5 separate regions of the Homo sapiens genome follow, and all the other regions are linked to region 4. Evidence: chromatin contacts called from ENCODE Hi-C or POLR2A ChIA-PET data. All regions are on one chromosome and are shown on one strand. Each heading gives the region's core, a stretch centred on a gene start or an enhancer-like site at or near the end of the contact. The rest is flanking DNA. Distances are from core to core; before and after follow the strand shown. Region 1 overlaps HIPK2 (homeodomain interacting protein kinase 2). Region 2 holds the start of ADCK2 (aarF domain containing kinase 2). Region 3 overlaps TBXAS1 (thromboxane A synthase 1). Region 4 holds the start of KDM7A (lysine demethylase 7A). Region 5 overlaps DENND2A (DENN domain containing 2A).

Evidence for each region. Hi-C counts contacts between places; a loop is a spot of excess contacts on that map. ChIA-PET counts read pairs that join two places held with the same protein, here RNA polymerase II (POLR2A). Pooled maps may share reads with other maps.
Region 1: a loop to region 4 is called in a pooled map, with 4 times the contacts of the local background. The contact joins the enhancer-like site here to the promoter of KDM7A in region 4. A Hi-C loop is called at or near these places in 7 of 50 pooled maps. POLR2A ChIA-PET finds 5 or more read pairs at or near these places in 2 of 52 experiments (activated CD4-positive, alpha-beta T cell and activated naive CD4-positive, alpha-beta T cell).
Region 2: a loop to region 4 is called in a map of B cell, with 24 times the contacts of the local background. The contact joins the promoter of ADCK2 here to the promoter of KDM7A in region 4. A Hi-C loop is called at or near these places in 5 of 168 maps with a recorded cell type or tissue (B cell, CD8-positive, alpha-beta T cell, OCI-LY7 and 2 more), 5 of 37 single-sample maps with no recorded cell type and 15 of 50 pooled maps. POLR2A ChIA-PET finds 5 or more read pairs at or near these places in 1 of 52 experiments (CD4-positive, alpha-beta memory T cell).
Region 3: a loop to region 4 is called in a map of natural killer cell, with 3 times the contacts of the local background. The contact joins the enhancer-like site here to the promoter of KDM7A in region 4. A Hi-C loop is called at or near these places in 1 of 168 maps with a recorded cell type or tissue (natural killer cell). POLR2A ChIA-PET finds 5 or more read pairs at or near these places in 1 of 52 experiments (activated CD4-positive, alpha-beta T cell).
Region 5: a loop to region 4 is called in a pooled map, with 2.2 times the contacts of the local background. The contact joins the enhancer-like site here to the promoter of KDM7A in region 4. A Hi-C loop is called at or near these places in 1 of 50 pooled maps. POLR2A ChIA-PET finds 5 or more read pairs at or near these places in 4 of 52 experiments (HEK293, IMR-90, Panc1 and 1 more).

What each region holds. Positions count from the first base shown.
Region 1 is chr7:139,671,646-139,676,699 of GRCh38, forward strand. The region is part of intron 2 of HIPK2 (homeodomain interacting protein kinase 2); the gene reads right to left. Among named protein-coding and RNA genes, the nearest start is that of HIPK2, 100 kb to the right of the region's middle. RefSeq lists a silencer at 1,111-1,260. Within about 2 kb of position 1,251, at least 5 of the 41 ENCODE cell types and tissues checked have a DNase peak (open chromatin) inside an H3K27ac peak, as active enhancers do.
Region 2 is chr7:140,669,136-140,674,828 of GRCh38, forward strand. ADCK2 (aarF domain containing kinase 2) reads left to right here and starts at 3,810. Exons shown (of 8, transcript NM_052853.4): 1 at 3,810-5,128; 2 at 5,476-5,622. The coding sequence starts at 4,196. RefSeq lists a silencer at 3,745-4,204.
Region 3 is chr7:139,872,979-139,878,081 of GRCh38, forward strand. TBXAS1 (thromboxane A synthase 1) reads left to right here. Exons shown (of 13, transcript NM_001061.7): 3 at 2,607-2,659. Among named protein-coding and RNA genes, the nearest start is that of TBXAS1, 46 kb to the left of the region's middle. Within about 2 kb of position 3,058, at least 6 of the 41 ENCODE cell types and tissues checked have a DNase peak (open chromatin) inside an H3K27ac peak, as active enhancers do.
Region 4 is chr7:140,172,682-140,178,317 of GRCh38, forward strand. It overlaps KDM7A (lysine demethylase 7A), which reads right to left and starts at 4,302. Exons shown (of 20, transcript NM_030647.2): 1 at 4,063-4,302. The coding sequence starts at 4,256. It overlaps KDM7A-DT (KDM7A divergent transcript), which reads left to right and starts at 4,580. Exons shown (of 1, transcript NR_024451.1): 1 at 4,580-5,636. RefSeq lists silencers at 3,031-3,310, 3,321-3,500, 4,141-4,240, 4,281-4,710 and an enhancer at 3,935-4,858.
Region 5 is chr7:140,513,493-140,519,345 of GRCh38, forward strand. DENND2A (DENN domain containing 2A) reads right to left here. Exons shown (of 20, transcript NM_015689.5): 20 at 4,928-5,246. The coding sequence ends at 5,215. Among named protein-coding and RNA genes, the nearest start is that of MKRN1, 37 kb to the left of the region's middle. Within about 2 kb of position 4,604, at least 11 of the 41 ENCODE cell types and tissues checked have a DNase peak (open chromatin) inside an H3K27ac peak, as active enhancers do.

The DNA of each region.
Region 1 (5,054 bases), core at 1-2,500, 500 kb before region 4:
GTTCAAGCAATTCTCCTGCCTCATCCTTCCAAGTAGCTGGGATTACAGGCGCACGCCACCACCCCAGCTAATTTTTTTGCATTTTTAGTAGAGACAGGGTTTCACCATGTTGGCCAGGCTGGTCTCGAACGACCTCAGGTGATCTGCCTGCCTCGGCCTCCCAAAGTGCTGGGATTATAGGTGTGCGCCACTGCACCCGGCTGAGAATCAAGTTTTAATGAAGTGACTTTAATGCATTTATGAGAAATGGTCATCACTAAAATCTAAGCCTTGAATGTGATAGTTCAGATTCAAGGCAAAGAATTTTTTAATTCCTCCCATTTGTTTGCTACTTATACCTCTGGTTTAAAAAGATACATCTGAAGTTTAACATTATATGATTCTAGATTTTTATAAAAGATTTTTATGAGTTTCTTATAGTTTATGTCTATAGCTTACTCATTCATTGTTCAATATTTATCTAGTGACCACAGTGTATGCTGAACACTGATTTAGATGCTAAAGATAATGCAGGGAATAAAACAGATGATTCGCCTACAGATGACTCCCTGCCCTCACGGAATTTACATCTACCTCATAACACTTGAAGATAAGTAGAATTGATTAGCTAGTGATTTAGTTACCTGAAAATCAAATGCTACATTTATGTAAGTTGGCATGAAATTATAAAATATCTTTCATAGCGAGGACCAGTCAAGATGATAAAAACTACTGGGTAAGTTCTAAATATGTCATACCAAGTAACCATTAACTATTTGTAAAAAAAATGGTCAGTTTAAGTCTTGACTTAGAACATGAAGACTTCAAAAAAAATAATTACAAGTAACTTTTTTTTTTGAGATGGAGTTTCGCTCTTGTAGCTCCAGCTGGAGTGCAATGGCGCGATCTCGGCTCACTGCAACCTCTGCCTCCTGGGTTCAGGTGATTCTCCTGCCTCAGCCTCCTGAGTAGCTACAGGCGCTGCCACCACGCCCGCCTAATTTTTTGTATTTTCAGTAGTGATGGGGTTTCGCCATGTTGGCCAGGCTGGTCTCGAACTCCTGACCTCAGGTGATCCACCCGCTTCAGCCTCCCAAAGTGCTGGGATTACAGGCATGAGCCACCGCGCCTGGCCACAAGTAACATTTTTATTCACTTCTGGTGATTAATTAGAATCACTGAACCAGAATCATAGTTTATTTAATCATCGCAGGTTGTCTTCTACATGACTACCTCATCTTTAACTTCTGTATTAATAAAGAATTTGCACTTTCACTATTCTCAGTCATGGTATGACTCAATGTTTTAGAACTTAGTATCCTCCTTGCAAAAAGTAATGCGAGCTGGAACAAAGCCCATAAGGTAACATTTACCACCTGGAACAATCAAAACAAATATTTTAACAGCAATAGATTTGTGGAGGACAGAAAGTCCTAGTGGCTAGAACAGTGGTGATTAGAAAAGCAGTGGTTAGAACTTTTTTTTTTTTTTTAATGAAAAAGATGGGAGGGAAGATGGCCACTAAATTGTATTTGAAACCAAAAGAAGTGACCCATCTGCTCTGGGGCCCGTGGAGAGAGAAGAGAGTGCAGATTACGAACTGGGAATGCAGAAGACAGAAAGATGATCAGCTGGAAACAAACTGAAGGAGTGTGTTGGCTAGCAACACATAATGAGAGTAGGGGCAGGCTTCTGACCTTGATGGTGGCGGAGCCGCATTCTCTCGCATAATCTGTCAGTTCTCTCTCTCTCTTACAGGAGACCAGCCTGTCTGGGAAAAAGTCACTTAGCTACCAATGCCTCTGAGCATACGGCCAAATTCCCCCAACCTCCTCTCTGATCAGCTTCTGCCTCTTTTTGTAACACTAAGTGGGTTGGGGAAGCCCCTGGAGGCTGAGGGCTGTCATAGGCCATCTGTGTGAGGACTCCCAGGGGCTGAGGGAGCTGTGAGGAGGGACGTAGAGACTGGGCTGACACCAGGTGCTTACCATTATCATGTAAGTTCTCTAACTGTTTCATGTGGGGTCTTCCCTATCCTTCTACCTACAGTGATGGTAGGTAACCTGAAGAAGTCTGACTTTTTAAAATTGGCACAGAGCAAAGCCCATTCCTAAGGAATGTTAAAAAATTTGCTGACTTTGGACAGGGCGTGGTGGCTCACATCTGTAATCCCAGCACTTTGGGAGGGTGAGCCAGGTGGATCACTTGAGGTCAGGAGTTCAAGACCAGCCTGGCCACCATGGTGAAACCCTATCTGTACTAAAAAAAAAAAAAAAAAAAAAAAAAAAAAAAAAATTAGCTAGGCAGACTGCAGACTACGCCTGTAGTCCCAGCAACTCGGGAGGCTGAGGCAGAACAATCGTTTGAGCTGAGGAGGCAGAGGTTGCAGTGAGATGAGCCTACTGCACTTCAGCCCGGATGACAGAGTGAGACTGTCTCAAAAAAAAAAAAAAGAAAAATTTGCTGACTTTTGGCTGGAGATTTTAATTACAAATATAGTAGAGAAGTTAAGATTAATATATAAAAAAGACGGTGCCAATAACTAAATGTTGTGCGGCACTTTTTAGTTTATAAGGAATCTTCCCTACATCATCTCATTTGGTGCTCAGAGCTGTGGTGGGGAAGGCCTCTCATCAGCTCAGATTTGACACACCTAATGTGGAGTGAGGTGGGTGTTTGGTTTTTCAATCTTTTAATTCTTTTCCATTATTCCACACATAAAGCAATAAGAAAAATTAAATGCTAAGCCGTATGGTATTGATTAGGTAAAACGGTGACTTAAAGGAGAGCTCGGTAGTGTCAGAAGAGCGCAAATCCATCCTGGGGATGAGATGCGTGCTGAGCCTGAAAGAGCAAGGTTTTAAACGGAAGGCCTTCCACCTGTGGAGAGGGCAGGAAGAAAGGCATGAGGATGGGAAGCAGACAGGCTACGTGGGAAAGGCGAGAACAGATTCCAGGCAGCATGGTGCTAGCCCAAAGCAGCAAACCTGGCATGGACCAAATTCTGGCTCCTTTCCACGAAAGGAAGAAAAATGAACACAGTAATCTATTAATCAATTAGTCTTCTGTTTTCGACTTCAATTCCCAGAGCTAATTAATCACTTCATTAAGTAGGAGATTCTCTCTTGGTTTAGGTCATTAATGAATATTACTAAGTAAAGCCTGGTTTATATTTCTAAAACTTTTGCATTTCAAACTCCTGGTAGCGCTTACGATGAAGATGTAAAAGAGGTGCCACATATGGACTGGAGGTTCCATCCCAGCTGCCGCTTCCTGCCATCCACCCTGGCTCTTCTCTGGAACAGCCATCTCCGGACCTGTCCTGGAAGTTCGCACACTTCTGCATTTGCCTTTGTCATCGTAAGGCTAATGCTGGGAAACGTGCTCACGTCTTGATTGTATTTATGCTGTGTCTAATTTTAGTTCTATTGTACCAAAATGACTGACATGGGTTTAATTGCTTGATCCAATAGATGCTGGTGCATCAGACCAACAGAAGCTTGCTCTTACCGTTATTAACCTGATATATTCTGACTAATTCACAGAATGAGGGAGAGTATGTTTTCTTCTTACAGCACATCCTGCTCAGTGACTGTGTCATCACCAAACATTTAAAAAGAGTCCGTTATGTTAAAAATATTATGCTAACCACCGAGAACACAAAGAGGTGTGGACACAGTCACTGACCTTCAGGGTACTGACAGGTTGTGCAACAGGTCACTTTACAAACAAGACCAGAGGACAGCATATGAAAAACAGTGAGCAAGGCCACAGGTACTAGGCGCTTGGAGTCTGGGGCCCCAGACTTGCTTCCATATTTAAATGTCGGCACTCACTTTGCTGCCAGTGACTCTCATCTTATTTCTCACATGCGGACTCGACACAGCATGAGGGGCAGGCAGGTGGGGAGGTGGCAGCAAAACAAGAATGCATGGTTCTGACCTCAAGAAGCCTGAGAGTTACTGTGGAGAAAAGAAAAAATAATCTGAAAACAGTTACAAAGTTGATGTCAGCAAGAACCAGACACCATGCTGTGAGTTATATGTTTGTGCAAAGATCACCAGAGAGGAAGTTAGCATGTGACCGATTGGGTGGGGTTGACCTGAGGTTTCTGGAGCTGTGAGGTGGACCCCCAATCTAGTGACATGAACTGGGACTGGGAGAAGGACAAGGCTTTCTGGCCTAGGAGGTAATACTTGCCAACCCCAACGCTTAGATAAGACTCAAAATGATGCTCTTTCTTCAATGATGCCTGAACAGATGGCTGTAATATACTCCTAATTGGTTTTCTCATACTTGGTCCCTTTCCCAAAAGCTCCAGTCCACTGAATCATTCTCATGTCAACTTTCCTAAACCTTACATATCTCCAATCAGGTCAGTCGTCTCCTGATCAAAAGAGAACCAAGTATGCATCGTCACTTTGCAATGGGGCCCCCTAAGGTAACTGCGCTCATTTTTGTTCTGTGCCTCTATGGCAGAGTTCAGCAAACACTTTCCATAAAGAAACAAATACTAAGTCTTTTCGGCTTACCAGGCTATCTATACACCGCAACTCCTCTCTGCTGCATCTACTCATCTCTGCTGACGTGGCACAAGAGTTGCCAGAGACCACAGGTACATGAATGGATGTGGTTGGCCTGTGGACCCTAGTTTGCTAACCCTGGCAAGGGAATCCCTGGGCTCACCCATGCTGAACTTCTGGTTGCCCTCCTGCGGGTGTCTGAGCCTACACAATAGTCTCCTTACCAGAAGTATCCTCACATCCATCACTGACAGTCAAGAGCCCTACACTTTCCTCTGCCCGCCTCACAGATTTCCATCACATCTTTGTGCTCACCCAATGTGATCCATTTAACAGATATTTGTTGGTTACCCACCATGTGCCAAGCACCTCCCAGATACTGGGTATACAAAGTGAATGACAGCCCTTTTTCTGTGAGCACTAAGATCTAGTAGGGAAGAACAAACAGATCTGTTTATTTGGTTCAACAGACCAAAGCTAGATATGAGTCCCCCTTCTTCCAACATGCCATAGCACTTCTTTTCTGCAATGAAACACTCAGTAGGCATCTCT
Region 2 (5,693 bases), core at 2,560-5,059, 500 kb after region 4:
CCTGAGCAAGGTTAAAAGAAAAAAAACAAATTCCTTTACTGTCTCTCCTGTACTGAACTATTAGTTATGACTATGTTTGCCAATGCTTATATTTAGTAAAATTTATAAATTCCTGTTTTTCTTTCAACGTAGCTGGAAGGTCACTAGCTATACAAGGCCACAAGTTATGCCAAGTCAACAGTTATGCCATAAATTACATGACTTGTAATTTATGTAATTACCGCCTTTGTTTTGCTCTTGTATACTAGCCTATATAAGCTAAACTCTGTCTTTGTTTGGGGCTCAGGTTTTTAAATGTGAATCCACTGAGCCAGTGCGTACCTTAAAATAAATATCCTCCTATATTCACCCATACTTGTCTCTCTAGTCCTCTGCGTCCCCCAACAATATAAATGACAATATTTGCTACCATTTATTGCATCATGGTGCTAAGCACATCACAGACAGCTGGCTTACTCCTTACCACAGCCTTCAGTGATTACAGATGGGGAACACAGGCTCAGAGAGGTTAAGTAACTAGGAATTGAGGCCAGACCTATTTAGCTCCATAATTTGCCATTCTTAACTACTGTTAGATATGCTAATTCCCAGAATCATAAATGCACATCTGGAGGACTTTTTTTTTTTTGAGATGGAGTTTCACTCTTGTTACCCAGGCTGGAGTGCAATGGCGTGATCTCAGCTCACTGTAACTTCTGCCTCCTGGGTTCAAGCAATTCTCCTGCCTCAGCCTCCTGAGTAGCTGGGATTACAGGAATACATCACCACGCCCGGCTAATTTTGTATTTTTAGTAGAGACAGGGTTTCTCCATGTTGGTCAGGCTGGTCCCGAACTCCTGACCTCAGGTGATCCGCCCGCCTCAGCCTCCCAAAGTGCTGGGATTACACATGAGCCACTGGGCCAAGCCTAAGCCACCACGCCCAGCCCCTGAGCCACCTCGCCCAGCCCCTGAGCCACCTCGCCCAGCCTGAGCCGCTGAGCCCAGCCTAGAGCTTTTAGTTGAATTTGGATAGCTTTCATTAAATTCCCCCCCAGCATTTTGCTTAAGGAGAAACAAAGGTCCAGAAAGACGTACCTGGAATCATATTGTTTTGTTGTTGTTGTTGTTGTTGTTTTTGTGCTTTGAAGAGAGCGGTACTAGAATCATATTGTTACCTCCTAATTAGGGGGCTAGAACCTAGGGCCCCTGGTTTCAAATTAAGTCCTCAATTAGCCCTTTGATGAATCAGAGACACACAAGAATATTCTATACATCTTTTTTTTTTTCCTCCTAGATTGAGTGGGTAAATAAATCAGGAGGAAGTTAGGGAAGGGGGCAATTAATGGCTGGTGCTATTGCAAGCTAGTGGTGGTAGGTTTGACTTCTGGGGAGTGGATTGTTAGTTATCAAGGCAAGAGGAGCCACTGGTCACCCTCCCCCGCATTCCTGTCTGTAGCCTAGGTCCCACAGTTTGGGAACCTCCTTAAGGGATGGCTGTCACACTTCCAGCAGTGGGAACCGGGTGCATAGGCCTGTTCTTGCTTCTCTTTCCTTAGCGCCCCTTCCACTTATGATGCCCACAGACCCACCCTTGGGCAGATTTCTGTGGAAGCCTCTCACTTGGGGATAAAGCCTGTCTATATGTAGAGGTGACTGTGGTCCCTCAAGGCAGGCAGCTGCAAAAATCTCAAAGGACAGAGAAGATGGTTGTAGAAGCAGTACCATGGGACCCTTCAATGGCTCTGTGGGCTGATTTCCAAGCTCCACCCCTCTCCCCTTGGTCACAGGGCCACCTGACTTCCCTTTGGTTCTTCGAGGTTATACAACATCCCCACCTGCCAAACCTCATACCAAACTCCTTCCTATGTTTAGGGCTTTATTTGGCCCCCTCCTCTAAGGCTTTCTCTGGCCTTCCCTTCCTCTCCAGGGTAGTTGCATGCTATGTGTGCCTCTGGTAATCTTTTTTTTTTCATGGCTTTTTTTTTTTTTTTTTTTTGACAGAGTCTCCCTCTGTCGCCCAGGCTGGAGTGCAGTGGTGCCATCCTGGCTCACTGCAACCTCTGCCTCCTGGGTTCAAGCCATTCTCCTGCCTCAGCCTCCTGAATAATCTGGGACTACAGGCATGCACCATCACACCCAGCTAATTTTTGTATTTTTAGTAGAGATGGGATTTTACCACATTGGCCAGGCTGGTCTCGAATGCCTGACCTCAAGTGATCCCCCCGCCTCGGCCTCCCAAAGTGCTGGGATTACAGGTGTGAGCCACCGTGCCCGGTCATTTCTTGCATGGCTTTGCCACACTTTGAAACTGCACATTTTGATTTCTTATCATGGGTGTTTTTTTAAAAAAAATTGAAATTGCACATTTATATGTTCCCATGTTGGGTCCCCCTCATTACGTATTCAGCCAGTAAGGGCAGGATATTTGTGTCCGCTTTCCCAGGGTCCAGCACATGACCTAGCTTGATCAGTACATATTATTGAGCCTCGACAAATATGAGATTGGGCTCAAGAAATATTTATTGGGCTCAGTGAGTATTATTGAATGAATGAATATGGCCTTTCCGGAGCCTTTCCCCAAGGTCCAACACAATTGCCGAATTAATGCAGCCGAGGACACAGCATCCAGTTCCTACTCCTGCAGCCCAGTTACCCCCATCCAACACCACCCCCCTACCCAACCCCCGCTGAAAAGCGGACCTGTGTTCAGAACCTGCCTTCATACTTTTCAGCCATGCTCTTTGGAATAATGAAAGATACGAAGAAGTCAGTGGGAAGATAGACATGGGGAGGGGGACATAGAGGGTGCCTTTGCGTTTTGCTACCCAGGACCCAGGACTCAAGGGCAGGGTGGTCTTGGCCTGGGGTCGCCGTCCTCTTTAAGGGGCGGGTCAAGGGACCCTGGCTGCCCGGGCCTCTGCCACCGACCCTCTGCTCCCTCCGACCCTCACCGCCCAGCACCCAGCCCTCTGCCCCCACCGGCCACCCTGTAACAGCCCAGCGGGTTCACCTTGCCTGCTGCCTAGACAGAGCCGATTTATCAAGACAGGGGCATTGCAATAGAGAAGGAGTAATTCACACAGATCAGGCTGCGCGGGACACTGGGCAGAGTTTTTAAGGACAACTTGGTGGGTGGGGGAAGGCCAGTGAGTCGAGAGTGCTGATTGGTTGGGTCGGAGGTGAAATCTTAGGGAACTGAAGCTGTCCTCTTGTGCTGAGTTAGTTCCGGAGTGGGGGCCTAAGATCAGATGACCTGGTTTATCGATCTGGTAGGTGTCAGTTGATCCATCAAGTGCAGGGTCTGCAAAATATCTTGAGCACTGATCTTATTAGCAGTTTAGGGAGGGTCAGAATACTGTAGCCTTGCTGCCTGACTCCTAAATCATACTTTCTAATCTTTTGGTTAATTTGTTAGTCCTACAAAGACAGTCTATTCCCCAGGCAAGAAGGAGGTTTGTTTTCAGAAAGGGCTGTTATCATCTTTGTTTTAAACTATAAAGTATAAACTAAGTTCCTCCCAAAGTTAGTTCAGCCAACGCCCAGGAATGAACAAGGACAGCTTGGAGGTTAGAAGCAAGATGGAGTTGGTTAGGTCAGATCTCTTTCATTATCTGTTATAATTTTGCAATGGCGGTTTCAACCTAGTGGCCGAACCCGTCCCATCCATCTCCCGCGCCCCTCCGCTCCACCACAGCCCTCGGTGCCTCGGTTCCCTGCACCTGCACTCCCGCCCGCCCCCGACGCTCCGCCCCCGACGCTCCGCCCGCCCTCCACGCTCCGCCCCGCCCTCCCGGCCCCCGCCTGCGCCCGCGCCCTGGGCTGGTGCCCGCCACCCCAGCGATCTCATACTGGCCCCTGGGCGCACGGTGACCCTGCGGCTGCCCGGCCCCTGCCTCCGCCCGCGCGGCCCCCTCGCTCAGGTCGCGGGCGCCCGGGGCCTGGCTTCGCGTGGGTCCTGGCTCCTCCCGTTCCGCAGTTGGTGCCGTCTGACAGCCCCTTCCGCGCGGCGCGGCGCGGCGCGGCGGGTGTCGGGCGGGGCGCGGGCCTCCGGCCTGAGGCCCGGCGAGGTGCTGGAGGGAGCGGGGCGCGGATCCGGCCCAGATGGGCAGCTCCGTCCGCGGGGTCAGGGCCGGGCTTCGGCTTCACCGCAGCCTCGCCTGAGCGGGCGCCTCTGAAGTGGAGGGCGGGCCGCCTGGGCCGCGGGCCTCGGGAGGATGGTGGCGCCCTGGCGCGTCTCCGTCAGGGTTTGCCTGTCGCACCTGAGGTGCTTCGAGCTCAGACAGGGACTCAGCCTCCTGAGGCCCTCCGAGTGCCCTCGCGATGCCAGGCTCTGCTGGCTTCTGCTGGGCACTTTGCCCAAGGTCGTCTCCCTGTGCGGGGACGTGGGTGAGGGGGCCCCTGACGTTCTGAGTCGGCGAAGGGTCCGCTGCAGCGGGGCGGCTGGCGCGGGGCCCGCGGAGAGCCTCCCCCGAGCGGGACCTCTGGGCGGCGTCTTCCTGCATCTCCGCCTCTGGCTTCGCGCCGGCGCTCTGTTGGTGAAATTCTTCCCCCTCCTACTCCTCTACCCCCTCACCTACCTGGCTCCCAGCGTCTCCACCCTCTGGCTCCACCTGCTTCTGAAAGCCACCGAGACCTCAGGCCCAACCTACATCAAACTGGGCCAGTGGGCCAGCACCCGGCGCGATCTGTTTTCGGAGGCTTTCTGTGCCCAATTTTCCAAGCTGCATGTCCGAGTGACGCCCCACCCGTGGACTCACACTGAGCGCTTCCTTCGGCAGGCTTTTGGGGATGACTGGGGGAGCATCCTCTCTTTTGAGAACCGGGAACCTGTGGGCTCAGGCTGCGTGGCCCAGGTGTACAAAGCATACGCCAACACTGCCTTCCTGGAGACTGACAGCGTCCAGAGACTTGGCAGGGCCTCCTGTCTGCCGCCCTTCTCACATACTGGGGCAGTCGGTGGGCTGAGAGAGCTCTTTGGATACCTTGGAAATGGCCGGAAACCTCCAGAAAATCTCGCAGACCAGTCGTTTCTAGAAAGGCTGCTCCTCCCTAAAGCTGACCTGGTTGGATCAAATGCAGGGGTGTCTCGGGCTCAGGTCCCTGGCCACCAACCTGAGGCCACCAACCTCATCTCCGTGGCAGTGAAAGTAAGTGTTGTGAGAGCTCACAGCTCACCTACCCACTGAGCTATCCCAGATCAGAAACAACCGCCATGCAAATCGCCCCCACGTTTATTTCTATTTGCCTGACCAATATCTGAGTGCTTATTTCATGCAAGCTGTTTCATTTATTGGCTTGAAGTGGCGGTGTGAATAGTCTGATAGAGGAAAATGAACTGAGTCTGGAGTGAACTAACTGCTTGGGTGTCGGGACCACATCCTCTTTTCTTTGATAAGAAGCCACCTGGCTCTTGCTTGGATGGTGGGACCCAGCCCTGGCTGGGTAAAATGTGTCCAGCAGGTTTCTCCTGTCTCACGGTTCCTCTTTCTGACAGGTGTTGCACCCTGGCCTGCTCGCTCAGGTGCATATGGACCTGCTGCTGATGAAGATTGGCAGCCGAGTCCTGGGAGTTTTGCCAGGCATCAAGTGGCTTAGCTTGCCTGAGATTGTGGAGGAATTTGAGAAGCTGATGGTCCAACAGGTGAGTTCTCCTCCCCTCAGCTGTAAATAGCACCTAACATAGTTCTTGCCATTAGCTGCTACTTAGTAAAT
Region 3 (5,103 bases), core at 1,808-4,307, 300 kb before region 4:
GCATGCAACACCAGATGAGATACACCCTAGCACTAAATAGGGTGGTATAGACGGTAGCTGTAATCTTCTGTCAGAGGAGAGGGTGATCTGTCAGGGCTAAAATCATCCTAAGGAACTTCCTGAAGAAGGAGGTCCTTCAGGGCCTGTGGACATAGAGACGAGGGTACACACACCAGGTGGGTGGCACTATTTATGTGAGTGTACCAACGTGAGAATGACAGCACAGGTTGACCAGCAGCCTGGACTGACTAGAGGCCAAATGCTAAGGTGCACTGGGCAATGCAGTTGGGTGAGAGAAAGGGGCACTAGATGCTTACAGGGTAGGAAGGCACGTGAAGAACTATTTGTGTGTTAACATTTTTGAGGACAGGGACATTGAAATGGACAACACTCTGCAAGGGAGAAGAACATAGGTTAGAGCTGTAGAACCCAACTGTTGCTGAAGTCCAGGGGTGAAGCCACGATGGCTCGGTCTGGTCGGTGATGAGAGTGAATAGAGATGGATAATTGGGAGCAAAATGAAGAACTCTTGTGACAAATTAGTGTAGAGAATTCAAGGCAAAGTGAGTCAAACATAAGCCTAAGCTTTGAGCCAGGGGAACAGGGAGAATGGCTATGGGTTGACAGAAATAAAACGTTGGGTGGGGGAGTGGTTCAGGGAGAAGACAAGTTTTATTTTAAGTATGTTGCTTGGGATTTGCCAGAGTGACATGCCAGTGGAAATGGCCAACAGACATTTGTAGATATAGGTCAGGACTTTATGGTCTACGGTTATTTTTTCTCACATTGGGTTTTCTCAGAAGCCAGATGGCTTATTCTGCTAAGTCACGGGGACACTGACTCCAGACCCAACGCCAGGAGCCGGAACACCCTGCATGGGAAGAACCACCAAGCCAAACAAAGGCAGGAAGACTAAATTTGGGACAATCCTGATAATATCCCTTCAACATCTCTAGAATTTCCCCCATCCCTACCTCCGGAAAGGCTGGCCCTTGGCACTAGATAGAAAAGAAAGCTGCTCTTTCTGTCCTTTTCTGCCCCCACCTTCTCAATTATTTCTTTTCCATTCCTTTCTGTGTCCATCACCTTTTCCATGATTTGTCATTGTTGTTTCTGTCTTCCTAGCATTTTTAAACACCTTCTCCTCTCATCTCTCTCTCTGGGGTGGGCGGTTCACAACTTTTAAGCTCACAAACAACAGTCTCAATGAGGCTTCCTGTTAGCCCCTTGAAACAAGTGTGAAGAAATTTTAAAGTGTCAAGATAGAACAACAAACCAGATCGGAAAGCTAAAGAAAATGCATTTCACACATTTCTGGGGGGAAATGATCAGTTGTATTCCGTGGAATAATTAATTTGGTATTAACATTCTGAGGAAAACGGCGTAGCTGTCGACATGAGGAGAACGCTGTGCTCCCGCCTCTGGAGAGCCTCCACATATGCTCCTTTGCAGCCCGCCATCCTCACAGCTACAAGCCCTGCCAAGTTCTTTCTAGAACATAGTAATTTCGCTGACTATTTTTATATTCATATATACTTTCCTTGATATATGGCAAGCTTACGCTGCAGAATTCAGTAGATTTCATGAGAAAGGCATGTGTTTCCATGCAGGACATCCACACTCCTAACCCCCAACTTTCCACCTTCATTCCACCCCTTATGTATCCACCCCATACTCCATTCTCACAACACAAATCTACCATTTGCCACCCCCCACACCCACCCCAACTCATGAGTATTTTCAGGTCTAGTCCATTCCCACCACACAATGGATCTAGCATTTTCCACCCCTCCGTCAACCCAGCTACACTTCTTTCCCATTATAAAATGTGTCTAGCCAGGCACAGTGGCTCATACCTGTAATCCCAGCACTTTGGGAGGCCAAGGCAGGCAGATGACCTGAGGTCAGGAGTTCCAGACCAGCCTGGCCAACATGGTGAAATCCTGTCTTTATTAAAAATACAAAAATTAGCTGGGTGTGGTGGCACATGCCTGTAATCCCAGCTACTCAGGAGGCTGAGACAGGAGAATCGCTTGAATCCGGGAGGTGGAGGTTGCAACGAGCTGAGATCACACCACTGCACTCCAGCCTGGGTGGCAGAGCAAAACTCTGTCTCGAAAAAACAAACAAAACAACAACAACAACAAAGTGTCTAGCATTTTGTCTTATATATCTTAAACATGTTGAATTTAATTAAAGTTTAACTCGAATGGATCATGATAATTCAGAATTTGTGATAATTTTGATAGACTCAGTAGAAGTTACATATAGTGGCAGTAAAAAGGGCTATATGATAATGCTAAATCAAATTTCAGAGGGCAATGTTATAGTTGAGAAAGCAAACTTTTTGAATATTTTAGCAGCAAGTATACATAAGTAGTTTAAGAACTGGTGATCTCTCCTGTCCAAGACTTTTACATGGCAATTTTTTTTAAAGCCTTTTGTTTATTCCAATGTTTCAAAGTACCTGAAAGCAATATAACTTCCATTCTTTTTTATTGTTTCTGTAATTGTATTCTTGCTGTTCCAAATTGTTTACTGAATAAGTTTGAATAATTGGAATTTTGCTTAATCTTATTCTTACTATAGTGCTGTGTTTCCTTCAGGGTTTTTGGGAAAGCCAAATGGAGCTCAGAAAGCTGTATGGACCTCTGTGTGGGTAAGAAGGAAACTCAACGTTTCTATTATGTACGATATTTTCTATTATGTACGATATTTTGATTTTCACGTGTTGAACTGATATAGAAGAAATGCCAAGATTAGGAATGTTGTATGTGTTTCTATTTTTCAAAGGGCCCACAAAGAGGGAGTCCTGCAGTACAGACAAGGCTTCTAGAGAAGACCCTGGGGTTGCCCACGGGGGGACTCTGCTGGCCTGAAAGAGTACCACTTTCCAGCCTTTGCAGCCTTGCTGGGCTGGGCACAGCATCATCTCCCGTTGCTGTGCTGAGGGGTGTTGCCACGGGATGTGGTGGCCTCTTTGCCTCAGAGCACAAACTGTCCAACTTGCCTTGACAGTGCACAGCAGGTCTTACCCCATGAGCATATCTGAACCTTACTCAGACTCGGGTCCTTCAGCCCATGGGGAAAGTGTGCTGCCAGCAACATGACCGTGTAATTTATCACCCAATCCAGTTCCCTTTTGAAAGTGAAAGGAAGTGCTATTAATAATTACCCCAGGATAACCTTATCACCTAAGACTATCCCGGATATGCTGGGGCATATGGTCACCCTAGTTCTTGGCCGTGTAAAGTAATATAGCCCTTCTCTTTATTTTCTGAATTTCTCCTTTGTATGCTCCTTTGTTTCTAAAATTCCAGATTCTGGTGAGCAAACCCACGTTCAGACCACTTACTCTATTCAAGATTTAACAGGCTTGAATTGTATTGATTCTCAACATGTGTCTTTCCACACTGAAGTCCTAATCATTTTAGTTGGTTTTCACGCAGCTTCTCTTCAGCCACTGAGCGATTTTTTTGCAGCTTTTCGTAGACCTCTGGGTCAGCGATCACTTTTGTAGGTGCATTAAAGTTCTCCTGTGTTGCCGACGTACATTCCAATGGGCTCCAGTGATTTGGGGGTCCTATCTCCATAGTATTCATGATGTCTGTTCTCCTGATACCCATTTTTGAAAGGGATTGGCTTGTCCTCTTTATGGAAATGGCCCCTCCTAGGAAGCCCACAGTTTTGGTCAAGTTCTTCTACCTACTTTTTGGTTTGCTACGTGGTCCTGAAAAAGTAATAAATTAAGATGTTAAGATGCTCTCTGTATTAGTCATTGCTGCATAATGGACTACCCCAAAACTCAGTGACATAAGCAACAATTTATGATTTATCATGTGTCTAAGGGTCAGCTGGAGTTGGCTGGCCTAAGCTGCACTTGGCTGGATGGCTCCGCTGGACTTCTGGGTGTATCTGCTGGGGAGGACCTCATGTGGGGCACCAAGGCTCTGCATGTCTCTCATCCTCTTTGGAAGTGTAAGCTCGGCTGGCAGGTTCTCATGGTAAGGGCAAAGACTCAAGAGAGCAAGCCTGATGGTGCAAGAACATTATACATTTCTGCTGAATCATTTCAGCTTATACCCTATTGGTTAAACCAAGTCACACGGCTAAACCCAAGATGTGGGCAGGAGGGCACTGTGGCCACTTTGAGGCCAAAGCAAGACACCTGGCCCAGCCTGACATTGATGGAGCAGGGAGGTGTACTCCTCGGATGGACGAGCGGGGAGGCAAGGCGTGTCTTTAAATAACAAGCAACCCTGCTTCACTCCCTAAGATCTCTTTCAACTTGGCCTTCACTTACTTTTTCATTTTTGCTTTTTGGTGCATAGCTTCTTGCTTTAAGCGTGATAGGTGCTCGATAAAGGCTCAAGAAATTGAACTGTCTACATTTCTCTTACCGTTGTGTGGTTCTATTGCTTTTTGTTTTTGTTTTTTGTTGTTGTTGTTGTTTGTTTGTTTTGCAATAGAGTCTTGCTCTGTCGCCCAGGCTGGAGTGCAGTGGCATGATCTCAGCTCACTGCAACCTCTGCCTCCTGAGCTCAAGCGATGCTCCTGCCTCAGCCTCCTGGGCAGCTGGGATTACAGGCGCCCGCCACCATGCCTGGCTAATTTTTGTATTCTTAGTAGAGACGGGATTTTGCCATGTTAGCCAGGCTAGTCTCAAACTCCTGACCTCAAGTGATCCACCCATCTTGGCCTCCCAAAGTGCTGGGATTACAAGTATGAGCCACTGCACCCAGTCTATTGCTTTTTTTTTTTTTTTTTTTGAGACGGAGTCTCGCTCTGTCGCCCAGGCTGGAGTGCAGTGGCGCGATCTCGGCTCACCAGTCTATTGCTTTTTAAAGGTTCTCATTCCAGCTCTTTCTTTCAAACAGTCTCATTCTGCAGCTGAGTTGGCAATGACTTGGAGACTGTCTCATATGCCTCTGAGACACAGCACTGACTCAGAATGACAGTGCCTTCACCAGAATCAGAAAAAGTCCTGACTGAGTTTGAATTCTAGGAACCACTTTTCTTGAGTGTTTCTTGTACAGATATCCAAAGTAGAGCCTTTGGGTATTTAAAAATAATTTGTAAATGCCAAATTAAGAGTTTAAAGGG
Region 4 (5,636 bases), core at 3,052-5,551:
TAACAATAGGGTAATTATTTTCAAATATATTGTACTTCTGTGAAATTAAACACAATGTAGCCACTAAAAATGTTTTCAAAGAACATTAAAGATACAGGAAAAAGTATACATCAATGACAAAAGGTAACATGGAATGCATAGAAAGAATTCCAATTTTTTTAAAAAAGAATATACATATACACATACCACATTATTAATAAAATAGTGGTAATCACTGGAAGACATGCGTACTTTCATATTCTTTATACTTTTCTGTACTTTCCGATTTTTCCTTAATATATTGCTTTTATCAACTAAAAAATGCGATTAAAGACTAATAAACGGTGTTTACATTCTAACAGGAAGAAAACAGAAACTCTAATACAATTCAATTAGGGCAGTGAGGCAATTTTGCATATGACGATATAAAAGTATTACAGAAAGACATCTAGCCTGGAGATAAGGGAGCGGGGCCTTATCAGGAAAGACGTTTATAGTGGTACGTCCACCAAGAACTCAGGGAGAAAGAACTGTATCTCCAGGTTAGACAGAACATTCCCGGCAAAATCCTGTTAATTCCTCAACCCATTGCCCCTAGAGTTCAATTATACACTGTACCCTGCCTGGCAAGTGTTCTTTTCTCACTTGCAAAAAGGCTTAGGGAGATGGACAGATGGGAATTGGTATGCAGCTAAAGTTTGACAGCATCAGACCTGGAAGACGCTGGTTCCATCCACCCTGCAGCCTGACAGAAAAGCATCAAGGACAGGTCTTCCTTCCCTGTCACAAGAAATTAGGGCAACAACTTTTCAGATTTCCTTATGTCAGAAACGCCAGGCAGAATAAACTAAAATTTATATATATCAAAATGCACTGATTCCTCAGTTTAAAAAGTCCTTCTACTTAAAGAAATAAAGTTAACAAGAAATTACCCAGGCAATGGCAATTCTCTGTATCCAACCTCCTACTCCTCCTTGCTCCTCTACAGATGGACCACCTCTGGTCCAATGAAATCTAAGCATGGTAAAGATACATCTTAGTCCTTTAGGGGTCAATTCTCATGGAAGCAAATGATATTTGTTTAATAGTTAATATAAAGGAACATTTTGCTGTGTTCCGAAAAACGATCACTCATTTTATGGTACAGTAAACATCAGAGTAAATACCACGGGAAAAACATACAGAGTCCAAATTACCAATACTTAAGAATTAAACTTACTAGGCCGGGCAGGGTGGCTCACACCTGTAATCCCAGCACTTTGGGAGGCCGAGGTGGGCGGATAACCTGAGGTCAAGAGTTCGAAACCAGTGTAGCCAACATGGTGAAATCCCGTTCCTACTAAAAATACAAAAATTAGCCAGGCGTGGTGACGGGCACCTGTAATCCCAGCTACTCGGGAGGCTGAGGCAGAAGAATCACTTGAACCCGGGAGGCGGAGTTTGCAGTGAGCAGAGATGGCGCCACTGCACTCCAGCCTGGGTGACAGAGCGAGACTCCGTCTCCAAAAAAAAAAAAAAGAAAAAGAAAAAGAATTAAACTTAATAAAAAGATACTGCTTTTGTAGGGCAGGACAATATAGCTAAATTTTCTAACTTTTGACATCTGAACCACATAAGTTTCAAGGATTGATGGTCAAAAAGACCCTGGGCTCAAAAAAACCTATTTTAGACTCACTTCCACAGATATAAAGTTACACAAATTTATGTGTCAAAGCAGAGAGGGCATATTTGTTTTGGCCTTGCTCTCCCTCCTTCCCGTAAGCCCTCTGTATTTCCTATTTCCCTATTTACAAGTGTATACTTACATGTATTACAAAATTCTCCATCAAATACCTGGGGCTTTTCATGGTTATAGTGTTAAGTGACCTAAATTAAGATAAATACAATTCTAGTCTAAAATTTGGTAGCCTATCAAATCCGCATTGCATAATGAGACAAGTTTCTTTTTTCTTTTTTTTTGAGACGGAGTCTCACTCTGTCGCCAGGCTGGAGTGCAGTGGCGCGATCTCGGCTCACTGCAACCTCCGCTTCCCGGGTTCAAAAGATTCTCCTGCCTCAGCCTCCCAAGTAGCTAGGGTTACAGACATGCACCACCACGCCCAGCTAATTTTTGTATTTTTAGTAGAGACGGGGTTTCACCATGTTGGGGTTTCACCATGTTAGCCAGGATGGTCTCGATCTCTTTACCTCGTGATCCACCCGCCTCAGCCTCCCAAAGTGCTGGGATTACAGGCGTGAGCCACCAAGCCTGGCGAGACAAATTTTTATGCAGTTTAAACCGCCTCAAATTTCAAAAAATAGTTCTTTGAAAAAAAATAAGCATTTACATAATCACCAGGGATTCTGATTTTATTCTATATAGAACCTAAATGTTCGGATAATCTTTATTCTAGTTGCGTAGAATATGTTATGGAAACAGGATGTGGAAATAGAATTGGATATACAAGACTGCTAAAGATTATACGAAACGAGGACGCTGCCTTTCTTTTAAAGTGATAATTTACTGTGTCTTGTTTTCTGTTGTGAGAATCGGCTAGCCTGAAAACTGATTAAGTAAAACTGTACTTGAAAATTAAGTAAAACTTAACTACACCTAGCACTAAACACTGCAAAGAACATTGTGATTTACATGGTTTTCTCTCCCTGGACCAGTAGAGGGAGACTAAGACATCTGGCCTGGTCTTGTAGTGTTTCTGTAAAATTGGGGAGGGGGGGAGCGGAGGCTGTATTTAAATGTCCTGCTGTCAATCAAAAGACACTTCCTACAATCACAGTCACCATATCTGCTATTACTCGTGAGCGTGCTCTCGCCAAGAGACAACACCAAACGGGGCCCGGGAAACCGGCTTCAACTAAAGGTGACCGCAGGCTTTGCCACAACACCCAAATAAGGACTTTGGGAGCCCAACCCCAACTAGTTTCTTTGTTTAAATGCCTGTGAATCCCTCCCACGCCGGAGTCAAGAGGCTGTGGCGCCGCCCTTTATTAGCCTCACACTTTGATTACAAAACACACGAGTCGGCGGCCTGGCTGCGGAGGCGGCCCGAGCTCTCAAACGTCAAACCCGGAGCGCGGCGGCGGCTGAATCAGAGGGCAGCGTCCGCCGCCGCCGCCAGCCGGCCCCGCAGCGTCCGCCCGGCCGACTCAAGTTCGCCGGCACCGGCGCCCGGGCACAGCCGCAGGCGGTCCCGGTGTCGCCAGCTTCGAGCGATGGCAACTGCACTCTTTGTAAAGTTTAAGCCGCGGCGCGAGGGCAACGCAGGGGGTCCGGAGAAGCGTTCCCTTCGGGCCGCCGCAACCCACTCCATCTGCCCCAGTCCCGGCGACCCGGGTGTGTGCGGGGGCCCAGGACCGCGACCCGGGTCAACCTGCCGCCCGCCGGGGGCCCGGCCCCAACTTCCCCGGCACCTTTCAAGTCCCCGAGAGCGAGTGCCTCATCTGTTGCTCTGTTTACTCCGCGGAGCCCCGCCGAGCTGGCTGGCGCGGTCGCCTCTCCGGCCCGCCGCTGCCCCCGTCCCACTGGCCCAGGAAGTTTGATAAAGACGGGGAAGGGGGCGCGACAGGGACCCGCGGCGCGGAGGAGACGCGGGGCCGGGGCGACCCCATCGCCGCCCGGAAGGAAGGCAGGCGCGTCGGCCGGCCGGGCAGAGCGGCGGGGCGGCCGGCGACTCCGGCCGGAGCCCCGGGCGCGGCGGGGCGGGGCGGGGCGGCGGCGGCCCGGGCTGGCGAGGGGCTGCGGACCCGGCCGGCGCTCCGCCCGACGCCCCCGCCGCGCCCGCCCGGCCGCGTCCCCTCGCCCCAGGCTCCCCCTGCCAACTTATCCGCCGGCCCTCTTTGTTCGTGTTTGTTGTGGCGACTCTTCGCCCGGGCCAGGCGAGCCCACCGGCTCCCCTCTGGAGCCCGCCCGGCGAACCCGGGGCACCGCGCGCCCCACTGCCCGGCCGGGGGGCTAGGCACCGGGGCCCCCTGAAAGCTGGGCGCGGCGCGGCGGCCCGGCCCGAGGGAGGCGCGGGCGGCCGGCGGCGGCGGCGGTTGGTCGGTGGCCGGCGGTGGCGGCTGCGGGGCTGGAGGGGGTTTATTTACCTGCCGTGGAACCAGTCCTTGCAGATATCGCACTCGATCATGAAGCGGTTCACGTCGTACGGCTGCCGGCACACACAGTACACGGGCGGGGGCGGCGGAGGCGCCGAGGCCCGGCCGGGAGCCGCCACCGACACGGCTGCCGCGGCGGCTCCAGCTGCTGCTCCCGCGGCCACCGCCGCCGCCGCTCCGGCCATCTTTAAAAAACACACACACGCTCGCTCGCTACTCCGCTCGCCGACTGGAGCGAGCGCAGCCGCCAGCCAGCGCCGCCTCCTGCAGCAGCCGCGGCGGCGGCGGCGCCTCAGTGCGCGCGCGCGAGGCCGCGGCGGCTGGCGGAGGGGGAGGAGGCGCGCGCGACGCGCGAGGCCCAGACTCGGCTGCTTCCGGCGCTCGGCGCGGGGCCGTGCGTCTCGCGCACGTCTCTGGCGCCGGCGCGCGCTCCCCGCTCCTCTCCGCGACGGCCGGGCGGAGGGAGCTGTTGAAGGGCACGCAGGCGGCTGCGGGGGCGGAGGGAGCTGAGGCCCCGTGAGGACACGCGCGGTGGTGGCGGTGGCGGCGGGCGCGCGGCCGCAGCCGGAGGAGGACGGCGGGAGCGTGCGAGGAGCTGGCTCGGTTATTTCGGAGCGAGAGCCGAGGCCGGGGGAAGTTCCTGCGGAGTGCTCAAGGGCAGAAGAGGTGCCGCGTCCCGAAGAGGGGAAGCGGAGAAGTTTGCTGCTGCCCGGGTCGCCTCGCGACGCTGAGAGAATCGCCCAGCCCTCCGCAGCCGCCCAGCGAGAACCGGAGCTGCGGCCCCGCACCGGCGTGAGTCCAGCTGAGCTGACACGCCGAGCCGGTTGTGCCTTTCCGAGGGAGGAATGTGCCGTGGAATCCAAACTTTGGAAAACGTCCCACCCGAATTCCCAGCGAGCAGCAAGGAGACCAGAGCGTCGATGGAGCCACCGTTAGTTGCGGGAGGGCTGTCCCCAAGAGGAATTCATCACTGTCGTCCGCTGGGAGGGACCAACCTTGAAATGGGGTTGGTGGAGAGAGGGATAGAGAAGAGCCGGCGTGCTTATAAATAACAAAACTTAGCTATGAACCCTTCCGATTCCCAAGTGGGGAAGATGGGGTAAAATTCTAAGTGACTTCTCGCTCCGAAGAGGGATACCACAAAAAGCGGAGCGCAGGGTACTTGGCGTATAATAAGCCATCAATAATTTATGGGTGAAATTGAGAGCCAAATATAAGATGATAAACTGAAGAATAAAAACAGCTGACAAATACTGTATAGAAAAGATTGCGTTGGAATCATAACTGTGGATTGGAAGTGATGTTAAGGATTATTGGATTGAGTATTTGTAGCTGAATTTCTGCTGGCATTTCTATCAGTGGGGAAAGCCCTCACAGCTCCATAGGTAATTTTTGTTAGGGGAGGAAGAAGTGTTGTTCTGTCACCCACCCCCAGGCAAAGAGTCGCTGATCTAATTCTCCATTTCTTTCTTTCTTTCCTTTCTTTCCTTCCTTCCTTCCTTCCTTCCTTCCTTCCTTCCTTCCTTCCTTCCCTCCCTCCCTTTCCTTTCCTTTCCTTTCCTTTC
Region 5 (5,853 bases), core at 3,354-5,853, 340 kb after region 4:
ATGGTGTGGAGGCAGGAGAATGGTGTGAACCCAGGAGGCAGAGCTTACAGTGAGCCGAGATCATGCCACTGCACTCCAGCCTGGGCGACGAAGCGAGACTCTGTCTCAAAAAAAAAAAAGTAAATGCATGTCACTGGGATTTGTTGTACAGATCATTTCATCTCCCAGGTACTAAGCTTTTTTTTTTTTTTTTTTTTTTTTTTGAGATGAATCCTCACTCTGTCGCCAGGCTGGAGTGTAATGGCACAATCTCAACCCACCACAATCTCAGCCTCCTGGGTTCAAGTGATTCTTGTGCCTCAGCCTCCCGAGTAGCTGGGAATGCAGGTGTGCGTCACCACCCCTGGCTAATTTTTGTATTTATTTTTTCAGTTTTAGTAGACATGGGTTTCATCATGTTGGCCAGGCCAGGCTGGTCTCTAACTTCTGACCTCAAGTGATCCACCTTCCTTGGCCTCCCAAAGTGCTGGGATTACAGGTGTGAGCCACCACACCCAGCCCTCAAAATGTTTGAAGAAAGTTTAGGAATTTGTGTTGGGCCACATTCAAAGCCGTCCTGGGTTGCATGTGGCCCATGGGCTGTGGGTTGGATAAGCTTGGTTTAAGCGTTTTTCTCCGCAATCTCTCCAGCATCTGTTATTTTTTGACTTTTTTTTTTTTTTTTTCAATTGAGATGAGGTCTCGCTCCTCTGCCCAGGCTGGTGTTGAGCTCCTGGCCTCAAGTATTCCACCTGCCATGCATGGCCTCCGAAAGTTCTGGGATTACAGGCATGAGCCATCATGATTGGCCGACTTTTTAATAATAGCTATTCTGAGAGGTGCGAGATGGTATCTCATTGTGGTTTTGATGTGTGTTTCTGTAATGTTCAGTGATACTGAACTTTTTCTCATATGCTTGTTGGCCGCATGTGTAACTTTTGCTTTTCTTATGAACCTTTGCACAGGTCTCCGGCTTCCACTCATCTTGTCCTTCCCAAAGCCCACTCCCACAGCTTGCTTGGCTCCTCAGGGTCTTTGGGGCCTGCCGTGTACCGCTTTGGATTTGCTTTTCAAGCCTATGCAAGGTATCCAGAGCAATGGGACTTAAAAGAAAAAAGACCAGGTCAGGCGTGGTGGCTCATGCCTTTAATCTCAACACTTTGGGAGGCTGAGGCAGGAGGATTTTTTGAACCTAGGAGTTCAAGAACAGCCCTGGTGGTTGGTGGCTTACGCCTGTAATCCCAGCACTTTGAAGGCTGAGGTGGGTGGATCACGAGGTCAGGAGCTCAAGACCAGCCTGGCCAAGATGGTGAAACCCTGTCTCTACTAAAAATAAAATTAGCTGGGCATGGTGGCAGGCGCCTGTAATCCTGGCTACTCGGGAGGCTGAGGCAGGAGAATCGCTTGAACCCGGGAGGCAGAGGTTGCAGTGAGCCGAGATAGCGCCACTGCACTCTAGCCTGGGCGACAGACTGAGACTCTGTCTCAAAAAAAAAAAAAAAAAAAAGAACAGCCCTGGCAACATAGTGAGATCCCATCTCTACCAAAAAAAAAAAAAAAAAATTCTATTTACCAGCTTTGATATGCCTGAGGGTGTGACCCCTGTGGCCCTGGATGCTGTCACTCGTTTCATTGATATTCCTTTTTTTTTTTTTTTTTTTGAGACAGTGTCTCACTCTGTTGCCCGGGCTGGAGTGCACTGGCGTGATCTCAGCTCATTGCAACCTCTGCCTCCTGAGTTCAAGTGATCCTCCCACGTCAGCCTCCTGAGTGGCTGAGATTACAGGTGCCCGCCACCACACCTGGCTAATTTTTGTATTTTTAGTAGAGATGGGGGTTTGCCATGTTGGCCATGCTGGTCTCGAGCTCCTGACCTTAAGTGATCCACCCACCTCAGCCTCCCAGAATGCTGGGATTACAGGCGTGATGTTTTGTTTTGTTTTGAAAGTCACTCAGGTTGCTCTGTCACTCAGGTTGGAGTGCAGTGGTGCAATCTCGGTTCACTGCAACCTCTGCTTCCCGGGTTCAAGCAATTCTCCTGCCTCAGCCTCCTGAGTAGCTGGGACTACAGGAGTGCGCCACCACGCCAGGCTAATTTTAAAATTTTCTGTAGAGATGGGCGGACCCACTATGTTGCCCAGGCTGGTCTTGAACTCCTGGTCTTAAGTGATCCTCCCACCTCAGCCTCCCAAAGTGTTAGGATTATAAGCATGGACCTCTGTGCCCACCTTCTTTTTTTTTCCTAAAAGAAAACCATGTTTATTTGAGAATAGCCATTGCAATGGTAATACACAGGACATAGTAAAAACTATGTGCTGCATATTCAAGGAGGTAAAGGAAGACAGGGTTTTTAAAGGAAAAGTAGGGAGGATCACATTGTTTTGAGATCATTATCCTTGGCTACAAGGATCCATAACAAGGCTGGCGCCAGTCTGAGGCTGGACAGGCAGTTGCTGGGCAGATGTCCTCACACAAGTATTTTGTGTGTCTGTGTGGCTCCATTTTGATTCTGGCAACTTTCACATGGTCATTTGTGAACGTTTGTTAGGCTGTACACTAATATCTGTATGTGTATTTTTAAAGTATGTATATTTTGGCAGGGCGTGGTGGCTCACACCTGTAATCCCAGCACTTTGGGAGCCAAGGCGGGCGGATCACCTGAGGTCAGGAGTTTGAGACCAGCCTGGTCAACATGGTGAAACACCGTCTCTGCTAAAAATACAAAAATTAGCCAGGTGTGGTGGCGCCCGCCTGTAATCCCAGCTACTCAGGAGGCTGAAGGGGGAGAATCGCTTGAACTCGGGAGGTGGAGGTTGCAGTGAGCCAAGATCGTGCCGCTGCACTCCAGCCTGGGGGACAGAGCGAGACTCCATCTCAAAAAAAAAAAAAGTAAATAAATTTAAAAAAAAGTATGTATATTTTACTTTAAGCAAAAATGAAAATTAAGATGGGGCAAGTGTGCTAAGATACTTGTACAAAGATGCTGTTTTCGATGTTATGATGTTAAAAACTGGAAACGTCCTGCATGTATAAAGAGCCAAAGGCTGATGAACTAATAGCTTTTAGTATCCCCACAGAATGGAATATTATGCAGTCATTGGGAATGTTGATAAAGATGTACATTTATTTGCTTGGAGTTATTAAGTAAACAATATAATGCGAAATAAGTTAAAAAAAGAAAGTATATTCCAAAAAGTGTCCCTTTCTGGGCAATATACAAATATGCAGACTATTAAGAAAGTTGACTAGTCTGAGGAGCTTGCTAGATACATATATTCCTGAGCCCACACACAAACTTGACTAATCCAAGGAGCTTGTTAGATACATATTCCTGAACCCCCACACTCAAGGATTCAGGGATTCTCATTCAGGCATCCCCCTAGTCCCCACCCACACACACCCAGCCAGAGTTTTTTTGAGAAGGAGTCTTGCTCTGTTGTCCAGGCTGGAGTGCAGTGGCATGATCTCGGCTCACTGCAACCTTCTCCTCCCCAGTTCAAGCGATTCTTCTGCCTCAGCCTTCCAGGTAGTTGGGATTACAGGCACGCACCACGATGCCCGGCTAAGTTTTTCTTGTATTTTTAGTACAGATGGGGTTTTGCCATGTTGGCCAGGCTGATCTTGAACTCCTGACCTCAGGTGATCCACCTGCCTGCCTTGGCCTCTCAAAGTGCTGGGATTATAGGCATGAGCCATTGCGCCCGGCCAGGCAGGTTAATTTTTATGCACAGCCTGGTTTCTACCATTCTGGGAGCATCTTTGAGAATTTGATGTAAACTGTGGATCTTCACCTCTGAAAAAGTAATGGACACACCAAAGCCTGGGTAGAACTTGGAGGGGCGAGGGGGTCCATAACTCCAGCTAAGAGGAAGGATGAGAGGTCACCTCCCCTCATTTTCCTCATTTCTATTTATCCTCGGAAGGCCCCTTGCTCCCGCTCCCTAAAGGTTGAGAACCCCTGCCAGGCAGTATGGCCCCTCTGGGCCATTGTTGAGGTCGGCGCCCCTCCCTTTTGTGTTTCTGTGAGGGTCGCTGGTGAGAGCTGAGGGCAGGGGTCACCTGGTAGTGGCCCTGAGGCTTGCTCTGAGAACCTGCCTCAGCTGTGTTCGGGGCTTTTCCTGCCTCCCCGCTGTCCCTGCTGTCCCCACTGTCCCCGCTGCAGGACAGCTCTTAGGTCGCCCTGAGGTTTTTGGCCTTCTCCACACCCTCCCTGCTTCTGGTCCAGAAAACGCAAGCTGCCTCTCTGGCTGCACACGGCTCATGACGCCGCCCCAGCGTTCTCACCCTCCATCTTGTTACCATCAGCCGCAAAAGGTCCCCCCGCCCCCCACCGTGTACAGGCAGTGCACATCCACTATTGCATTAATGCTGCTCTGGGCCCCTGGAATGAGATGGGAACGGGGTCAAAGTTGTGGCTATGTGTTGGAAGGTGGGCCGTGAGCAGTGTCGTAAACTTGAAGACCCCTAGAACAGTTTACTGACCTCTTTTTGTGTGTGTGCCTCTAAAAGCCAGGGACTACTCAGGCAGTGGACAGTTCCATGGCTTCTTCTAAGAGAACAAGGCAGTCAAGAAGAGTCAGGTCCATTTGGGAAGAGAGACGTCCATGGCCTCGGCCACCAGGTGGCATCACTGTCCCTTCTGGAAGAGCAGCGTGTCTGGGAAGCCACATCCGTCTACAGCTCCCGTTCCTCCCTAGCCTCCACTCTAGGGCAAGGGCCCAGCCTTTCACTAGGAGGCCTCACTCCCTGAACCCGAGGCACCGGCTCCGCCTCCTCCCCTCACAGTCCTCATGTGTCGTCAGTCCCGCTCCGAGGAGCACCTCATTTCTGTTGCCCATCACCACTCCTCTTAGCTCCATTGCTGAGCGGCCGGATGGGACGAACGAGGGGAACGTGTAGGGCAGGACAGGCTCCTCTTGGCCTTGGCATAATAAACAGAAAACCCACACATTTTTCTTACTTTTAATATCTAAGATAAAAAAAAAAACCCAACCACCAAAACAACCCATTTGCATGTCGGCGACACGCCTGGTCTCGGGCTCCCTTTCTGGGGCTGTCCTCCCAGGCGGCTCCCAGGTCCTCATCCAGGGAAGAGCCCAGCCTCGGCCAGAAGCCACCGCGGCCTCCAGTTCCGCACCGTGACAACCTGGGACCCAGCCTTTCAGAAAGGCCACCAGGAACTGTTTTTAAAGCATAGGGCTGCACTAGGAGGAAGTTTTCCCTTGAGGCTGAGAGTTATTTCTTGTGGAGAAATTTCATTTTATTGCCTAAAAAAAAGGAAAATGAGAACATTTCACAAGGCAGACAAAGGAGGGTGAGATAAATCTTGCCCTTTCCACCCAGAAGTGGTGCGGGTAACGGGGCCCCCACGCCACCCCAGGGAGCCTCATCCCTTGCTCTGGAGAAGCCAAAGGGGCTTTGTTCTTTCCAGAGATCCCCGTGGGGTCTTCCTCAGACTTGAGGGGGTTTGAAAGGAAGACCATCAGAGCTGTCTAGGAGGGCTGGCTGCTTCTGTGGTAATAAAGGAAGCACCGAATTAACACATCCCTCAGGAGCCAGGGGAGGAGAAAGTGCCCAGCAATGCTGTGTGTATTTAAAACACTCTGCTTCCAGGTAGCCCTCCGTCCTGCAGGAGGCACAGATATGGCGCCCTTCACAGGCCCTCTGGGAGGGCCTCACTGCTGCAGACACCTCCCTACTGGGGCCTCCGTCCTCTTTTTTGGCTGTCTTCATTCTCCCTTTCCCTTTAAGGGCCTTTTCACTGATTAAACTACAGTCCTTGTAAGTGTCACGTTTCTACTTTCCAGAGGAATTTGGACACCAGTGCGAGTCTTTCTTGCCAGACGTCCTTGTCTGGTTCCCGCCATGCTCCCT